Linked DNA regions of Homo sapiens: region 2 is linked to region 1. Evidence: read pairs that join two places in POLR2A ChIA-PET (ENCODE). Cell type or tissue: PC-9. All regions are shown on one strand.

Region 1 (4,000 bases):
TGGAAGACTCAGCCAGTCTAATCTTTCCACGTTCCTCTGCCTGCTTTTTCCTAGTCATGCTGGCAGCTGATCAGATGGTGCCCACCCAGATTGAGGGTGGGTCTGCCTCTCCCAGTCCACTAACTCAAATGTTAATCTTCTTTGGCAACACCCTCACAGACACACCCAGGAACAATCCTTTGCATCCTTCAATCCAATCAAGTTGACACTCAGTATTAACCATCACAGAATGTGAGTTCCCAAGGGAAACAGAAAGTTCTCTTCCTTGGGGGCAAACAAGAGATGGTTGTTATACTTTCCCAGAGTACAGAGGGGCATATTCTCTAAGGAGAAGAACTCTGCCATGGAAGTGACGGTTAAAGGAAGTCTGTATGAACTCCAGTGCCCTGAGAAACATGGGCATCTGGACACAGAAGCGAGTAAACCCCGAGTCCTCTTATGTCAGCTGAGAAAAGAAGAAAACTTCACAGCTGACACGTGTTTTTGAGTGTTGCTATGTATTATCATTGTTTCCATGAAGCTTGCATAGTTAATAGTGGGGTATACTTGGACTCCATCATTTTCTGTTAATCAGATTGTCTCCTGTAATTTTATGGGGACATTATTGACCTTATATAGCTGGAAAGAGAATGCCACTTAGTTCAAATAATCTATCAAAGCAGAAGTTGCACCAGACAAGATTAAACAGTCAAGGAAGAATTTATTCAACACTATTGCAATAAGGAGAGGGATCATAACTCAGTCAGAACTCATCAGGCATAGAAAAACAATTTTTAAAGAAAACGCTCAAAGGAAAGGGAGGTCAGCCGGGAACTTGAGTAAGGAAGAAGGCTGTCTGAAGTTAGCCAAGCTGAGGGCAATGTTAAGGCCATCTTGGGCAAGCACACAAAATTTGATAAACTAGTTAAAATTTCATGAAGGAAAGTGCTATATTTAAAAAGGTTATACAGAGAAAACAAAAGCACAATCACAAGATAAGAGAATAGGATTCAAGACCCTACATAAGGGCACTTCTCGGAAGAGTCTGACACAGCTGCGTGTGTTCACCACAAACTACAGAAGAGTGCCTGGGCTTAGCAAGCTGCATCAAAGCTTATTGCTGACCTTGCTTCATCCATTTCCCAGTCTATCAAAATTAGCAAGTGGAACTCTTCAGTGAATTTCAAGAGCTAGGCTTCAAATGCAGTGAGGGACTATCAGCTGGATAGGGTAAGATTTCAGGTATGGCACATAGCAAAGAGATCCACCTGTCACAGTAGAAGCCCCTGACTTGTAGTGACACACATGCACAGGGTGTTGAGTCAGCATTGTGAGCTGTACAGTGAGGGTATCTTCAAAGGTGGCAACCGTGGCTTACTAAGCAGCTGCAAGGACATTGGCCCACTACCTGAGGCAGAATGGGCTGCGTAAAGAAGGGCACAGTGAGGCAGAATGCAAGTGCTGCTCTGGGAGTGTGGTGACCCCCACACACAGCCTTTTCTCTCACAAAGGAAACGTAGTGGACAGCAGTGCCCTGTCCACAAAGGGTCCATAATGTCATGTAAAAGACTGTGTTCAATCAGTGTCCAGCCTGAAGATACATTGGCAGACATGCCTAGTAGCTAATTATGTACATAAATTTAGAGATTGGAAGACTGAGTACAGGCAAAGAACAATAAGTAAAGCAGAATTGAGGGAGATGAAACTAGATGTGTCAGATTGAGCAACACATGTTAAATTGTCCCAGGAGAGGGTGAGATATGAGAAGAGCATTTAGGAAAGGGACTGAAACACCAACATTTGAGACATAAGGTGGGTAAGAGAAATTGGGAATAGAATTGAGAAGATAGTAGAGAAGTAGCTAAAACCTAGAGAGAAACACACACACGCACACACACACACACCAGAAATTAGAGCGGAAAGATGTTTTACAGTCAGCAGTGTTCAATATATAATGATGTCAGCAAACATAGAAGAGGTTGGCTGTTCCATCTTTGCTGGCTGGCTCACTGTACTCACTGTGGACTTTGTTGGGTGGTGTCTCGGTAGAGGGTAGGGTAGAAAACAAACTGTCAGCTACAGGTGAATTGAACCAAAGTTGGGGAATCACGGACAACTAATATAGCCCTGTATTTCTGTAAAAGCAACCATGAAAAGAGGCAGAACTCTCAAATCATATCTGAAAAATAGCTATCACCCAAGAGACGGTTTGGGGTGTTTTCATAAGTTAGTTATTCTGAATAGAGATGTGTGTTTCCATTGGGAAGAAAGCAATGGAGAAGAGCCATTTGAAGAAATGAGAAAGAAGCAAATTCATGATCAGGAAGGGCAGGGCTCCGCGGGACAGCGAGAGTAAGTGGGGGGAAGGCAGTGGGGAAAGTTCGAAGGACAGTCAGGCACAGGAAGGTCCAGTACCCCAAAAGCTTCCTGCCTGGGCACCCCTGCATTCTCCATGGAATAAGATGGGTCACTTCTGAAGGTCAGCAGGGGCTAACGGACTTGCAACTCTTGGGAAGAGTTGCTGGACTGATGGGAGAGGGCAGTGATAAAGGATATACGATGAAGAAGCCAGTTTTGAGGATGTAACAGACTAAATCCAGAATCACACACTGGCCCAAGGGCGTGACTGTATGTGATTTCTCAGCAACGCTCATCCACCCTGGTGTTGGTGTGTGGAGAAGCAAAATACCCAAAACTGTTAAAATAGCCAAAACAGCAGGCATGTGGGAAGCACTGCAAGTCAGGCAGCTGAAGCTGCACCACCAGGGGCCTGTGGAACTGTTGAATCCTGAGGTCAAAGCTAGAGCATGAGAGACGGACAGGGCTGAATGAAAAAATGGGATATTTGCATCCACAGAAGAACAGTCAGCTCTTGTTCCCCACTCCTCTGGTGGAGAGCCTTCCTCTACATGCCCCAGTCCCACAAGAATGTTTCTCGTCTCCTCTCACCTCTTCTTCCTCACTGGCTCTTTCCCAAGGAGAAAGACAAAGCGATCTAACTTGAGTTTGGGGTGAAAGTCACCATGATGAAGCTGGATATGGACTCCTTTGCTTTTCTGGGATCTCTCTCAGATCGTCCCGTCCTCAAGGAAGCCTTTTTCCTCTCTGCCTCATTCTCCAAGTTGTCAGCTGGGTAGAGCGGGGCTTTTCCTGGCACCCACGAGCACTTCATAGGTCCAGTCACAGAGGCAGAGAGTGTGAACGTGGCCACAGGCAGCCTCCAGTCACTCCAAGCTCACCCTGCAGCCTCCAAGCCTGGAATAATATCATAAGTGAGGTGAAACAATATCGAAGCCAGTGACCTGTCAAATGGGGAGGGGAACCAAAGGGAAGCATCATCTCACATTTCCTACCATCTGACTGGTGACGAGCAAGTGATTCCAGGATCAAACTCTCATTGGCACCTTCCCCTCCAGGCCCGTAGGTCTGTGAAATGGAAGGAAGAAGGGAGAAACAGCTTCCTTTCTATTCTTGATTACAACAGGCTTCCCGTTTCCTCCTGCAGAGATGCTTCTATTGAGTCCAGTATTCGTATTGAAGCTGAATTCTTCCCACACACTTGACAACTCACTCAGGCAAGCAAAGACACAGGCAGTGACTCTGGGTGTAAATACCAGCCTGCAGCGATCAAGGGAATGAGACCACAGGGAGCTTCTCCAGGGAGCTGGGATCACAGACTCTGGCTCAGGCACTGAGATGAGGCTTATTCCCTGGGAATTGGAGCATTTCCATGCTCCTACAAAACCACTTCTAAAGGAGGGAGTATAAATGCCATCAGTATGGGCAATGTTCCTCATTAAGCTCCTGTGCCATGTTGTTTTTTTAGTAACGGACAGGAGCAGACTCGGGAGAAAATTAGATCTAATGGAATCTTCTGGATTAACAATCTGCCCACATAACCGCTGGACTCCTTGACTTGCCTCTGTCCACCCTCCTTCCCTGCTCCAGCCACCCTTGGAGGCTCCTGCCTCCTTGAGCACACTAGACTCTGTCTTTCCTCAGGCTTTGCTCATCCTTACTC
Region 2 (4,000 bases), 190 kb after region 1:
CTTAGACAGCAGAGTGAAAATGTGTGGTCAACAGTTCAAGGTCTTGAGGATGTTAAAGGTTTGGCCAACAGGTCTGGGACGTTTATTGCTTCTCTAGAAAAAGCTTTCAGTGTGTCTTAAATTTCATTCCCTCTTTGAGGAGAGGGAATTCAGACCCCACATCTCATAAAGATTTTGTGTGTGTGAATTTTGGATGCTGAATTCATAACCAATTTCTTAAAATACTAAATATATGCAAATGCTAAATCCTGTAAAAAAATTTTTTTAGATGTTAACATTCTGCTTTTTAGAGAAATTTGATATGAGTTGATCTCATTGCTATTTCACTTGTAAGAAGTTTTTGGGTTGAGTTGCCAGGGATAGGGTGGTGGTTATTTGGCGCTCTTGTTAAGCATGAAGACAATGGGGCTGATTTCTTCCACACTCTCCCAAGAAAAATAAGTCTTCCTTAACGGACTAGAACTCTTCATGAAATGCACAAAATGAAGATACATCTTCCTTGGTTTTCTTTCACAAGGGCTTAAGCCAGAAATGGAAGCCATCTGTGTGGCAGCGAGGTGTGCCTTGCCCTTTACACTTGGGTAATTTTGGATTTGGTTGTGGAAATTGGTGAGGTGCTTCTTGCTAACCCAGCAAGGATGCAAGCTCCCTGAGGCCCCTGGGTTTCCCTGAGCCAGGGAGGCTGAGCTGTGCCCTGGAATCTGTTCCCTGAATCGAGGTGGTTTGCAGTAGCTTGAAATTTCTGGCTCTTTTTGAGCTTGATCAGAGTTAACAGGAAAAGTTAACAGTAAAGTAAGTGTATAATTATAATGAAAGATAAAGAAATTATAAATAACAGAAAAAAATGCTTCTCTGGATAATAACAGTGGTATCTGATACTGTAGCTGTTGGAAGAGAAATTTATATGTCTTCTTCATTAATCTTCCAAATACTTGTAGTCCAGCTTTACTGATATTTTGTCCATAGATGGTCACTACAAATGAGACCTCAACCAGACTTAAGAGTGTGAGGCTTAGTGTTTTCGTCATAAGACAGGACAAATCAAAGGCATTTGAAAGAGCCCTGTTCTTATTTAGGTATCTTTGCAGAGCCCAGGGGCGATCACTTTGAAAAGAAGATCTCTTCTAGCAGGAAATGCTCTATATTCCATTCTATCTGTTTAATTTGTAGGATAAGAATATTACTTTCAAGTGTAAAAATATATTGCTTAATTATTACATAATATCTTGTATCATTTAATTAGAGAAAATGGTTTACAGTTGTGAAACAATGCAATTTCCAAACTGGTACATAGTTTTTCACCCTGGTTCTGAGATTCTGCATTTGGAAGGATTTTGCTGTTGTCCACTAATGATTGGTTTGAGGAATAGTGTGAAAGTGAATCATTGAGGTGTTGTCCTATTTATAGTAAACAAATATTCATAAAGAAGAAAGGAAAAACTAAACAAACATAATACATTAAATCTCATGTTCACAGTGACAATTTGAGTACTGAATGACCTTGAGAACTATGTATGGCTGCAGCCTAGCAGACCTGGGCCCCAGGAGTTTATTGTCTAATGAGAGAGGCAGGACACAGGCAAGTCCCTTACGGGGGAGGAAACGGGGACAGGCATGGGAGCCAGAAGGACCCAGAGGAGGATGCCTCTGCGTGCCTTGCTGGTAGGTGGAGAGTGTCAGGGTAGGATTTTAGAGACTGTCCAGAAACCAAGTCCAAGCCCTGTCCTCATAGTAAAGTTAGAACGTGATGCCCATAAGTGAAGGAGTAACAAGCAGTCCTGGAGAAGACTGCTGGCATCTGCCAAGCTCACAGATCTTGTAACACTACCTATAAATGTTAAGAGCTTAACATTTGCATATTAAACCCAAGTATAATATATTCAATGGGATCTGTAAACCCTAAAATTATTTCTAGAGTTTACCCTGGTATTGCCACCAAGTATCTTGACTTAAAATATTTCTTATTCAGTTAAGTAAGGGTAATTTTTGGAAAAAGGGTCCCTGTTATATTTATGTCTCTACCAAATTGTCATTAGAGATCTGTTTGTGGTCACCAAACACAAGCACATAAATGTGTGTCACTCAGGTACTTTCCAGTACTTGGTTAAATAATGGATAGACTTAGAGGGCTAGTTATAAGTAAGAGACAATGATGACCATGGCAATAGCACAAAGAACAATAATGACTTACTGAATGTTATACTTTGCTAATAGCTTTACAATTGTTATCTCACTTAGCTTGAAGATAAGTCGAAGAAATAGGTACTATTTTTAAAACAGCTTTATTGAGATGTAACTCACTCTTTAAAGAGTTAATTAGCTCTATTCATTTAATAGAGTTTCACCCTTTACAATGTATCATTCAGTAGTTTTTAGTATATTAACAGAATTGTGCAAATTTCACTAGAATCTAATAGGAGACATTTATATCACCTCAAAAATAAACCCTTATGGGCAGTTCTCACTTCCCCTAATTTCCCCATTCCCATCCTAGGTAGTATAGGTTTGCCTAATCTGGCCATTGATTATAAACAGAAGCATACACTATGTGGCCTTTGTGACTGACTCATTTCACTTAGCATAATGTGTTCAAGATTCATCCACGTTGCAGCACATACCAGTACTTTATCCTTTTTTATTGCTGAAGTATACCACATATTTTATTTACCTGTTTATCAGTTGATGGACATTATTGTTTTACTTTTTTTGGCTACTGCGAATAATGCTGCTATGAACATTTGTGTACAGGTTTTTGTATGAACATGTGTCTTCATTTCTCTTGGGTAAATACCTAGGAGTGTAATTTCTGGGACATATGGAAACTCTACACTTAACGTTTTGAGGAATTTTCAAACCATTTTTCATATTAGCTGTACCATTTTATATTACCCTAGTAATGTCTGAAGTTTCCTATTTCTCCACATTCTTGCCAAATCTTGTTATTGTTCTCTCTTTTTAAATAGCCATCCCAGTGAGTACGAAGTAGTATCCTTTGTGGTTCTGATTTACTGGGTAGAGATTATTGGCTTGTGAAGTGGGTTCACTGTGCAGAGGTTAGCAACTTGTCTGAGTTTGGTGAGACAGCAACCCCCACACACAAGTTACATGAAGTGGCTTTATTACTTAGAGATAGGTAGGGCAGCAAGGGACAGCTGAAGCCTAGGAATCATCACGGGCCGGTGCACAAGGCTCAATACAGCAGCCTGAGTGGATGAAGTCTTGTCTGTGCATGCAACATGGCTGGGGCACCCAGAAAAGCAGCCCACCCTGGGTTTTATACCCGGGCACATGACGTGCTGGACAAGTTCTGCAGTTCAATCATCACAACAAGTTCTACACTTCAGTCATCACGTCATACCACAAGGCAGGGACTGCAACAGAGTCCAGGTTGTTTCTGCCCTTTCCTCCCTATCTCATGATGTTGCATTTCCAGCACATTTTGCAGTCATTCTTGAGAACGGCAAGGAAGAAAATGGGGAGGACTCAGTTGGTCCATAGTCATCCGTAGAATTGTTCTGCATAGGTTGACAGTTTTTTGTTGTTTTACTTTCAGCACTTTCAATATGTCATCCTACTGCTTTCTGACTTCCATTGTTTCTGGTGAGAAGTCAACTGTTTATCTCACTGTGGTGTATTATGCACATTGCATTATGCATATGTTAGTATGTATATTTTGGTATCCATTATGCATATGTTGATATGTTTAATGATGTCCCACATTTCTCTGAGGCTCCATTCATTTTTTCTTCATTCATTTTTCTCTGTCTTCTTCGTTTATCTTCAAGTTCACTGATTTTTTCCTGGCAGTTCAAATATATTATTAAGCCCCCTCATAAATTTTACATTGTGTGTACTGTACTTTTCAATTCCAAAATTTTTATTTCTTTCTTTTAAAAATGTACCTTCATTCAAATTCTCTGTGCAACACTGCCATCATGGCTTCCTTTATTTCTTTTCTCTTATTTATTTATTTATTTATTTATTTATTTATTTATTTATT

Evidence for each region. ChIA-PET counts read pairs that join two places held together with the same protein. Peaks named below come from ENCODE experiments on the same cell type or tissue, not always from the same donor. Only the 100,000 strongest peaks of a DNase experiment are listed, where the experiment ranks them.
Region 2: POLR2A ChIA-PET joins it to region 1 with 5 read pairs; 2 of 35 experiments call an interaction of 5 or more read pairs at or near these places.

Annotation. Positions count from the first base shown.
Region 1 is chr5:4,955,410-4,959,409 of GRCh38, forward strand. No RefSeq gene overlaps it. Among named protein-coding and RNA genes, the nearest start is that of LINC01020, 77 kb to the right of the region's middle. In PC-9, no CTCF peak of the experiment used is centred here; no DNase peak of the experiment used is centred here; H3K27me3 peaks cover 3,152 bases.
Region 2 is chr5:5,147,257-5,151,256 of GRCh38, forward strand. All of the region lies in intron 3 of ADAMTS16 (ADAM metallopeptidase with thrombospondin type 1 motif 16), which reads left to right. All of the region lies in intron 1 of ADAMTS16-AS1 (ADAMTS16 antisense RNA 1), which reads right to left. Among named protein-coding and RNA genes, the nearest start is that of ADAMTS16, 8.9 kb to the left of the region's middle. In PC-9, no CTCF peak of the experiment used is centred here; no DNase peak of the experiment used is centred here; H3K4me3 peaks cover 1,635 bases; H3K27ac peaks cover 776 bases.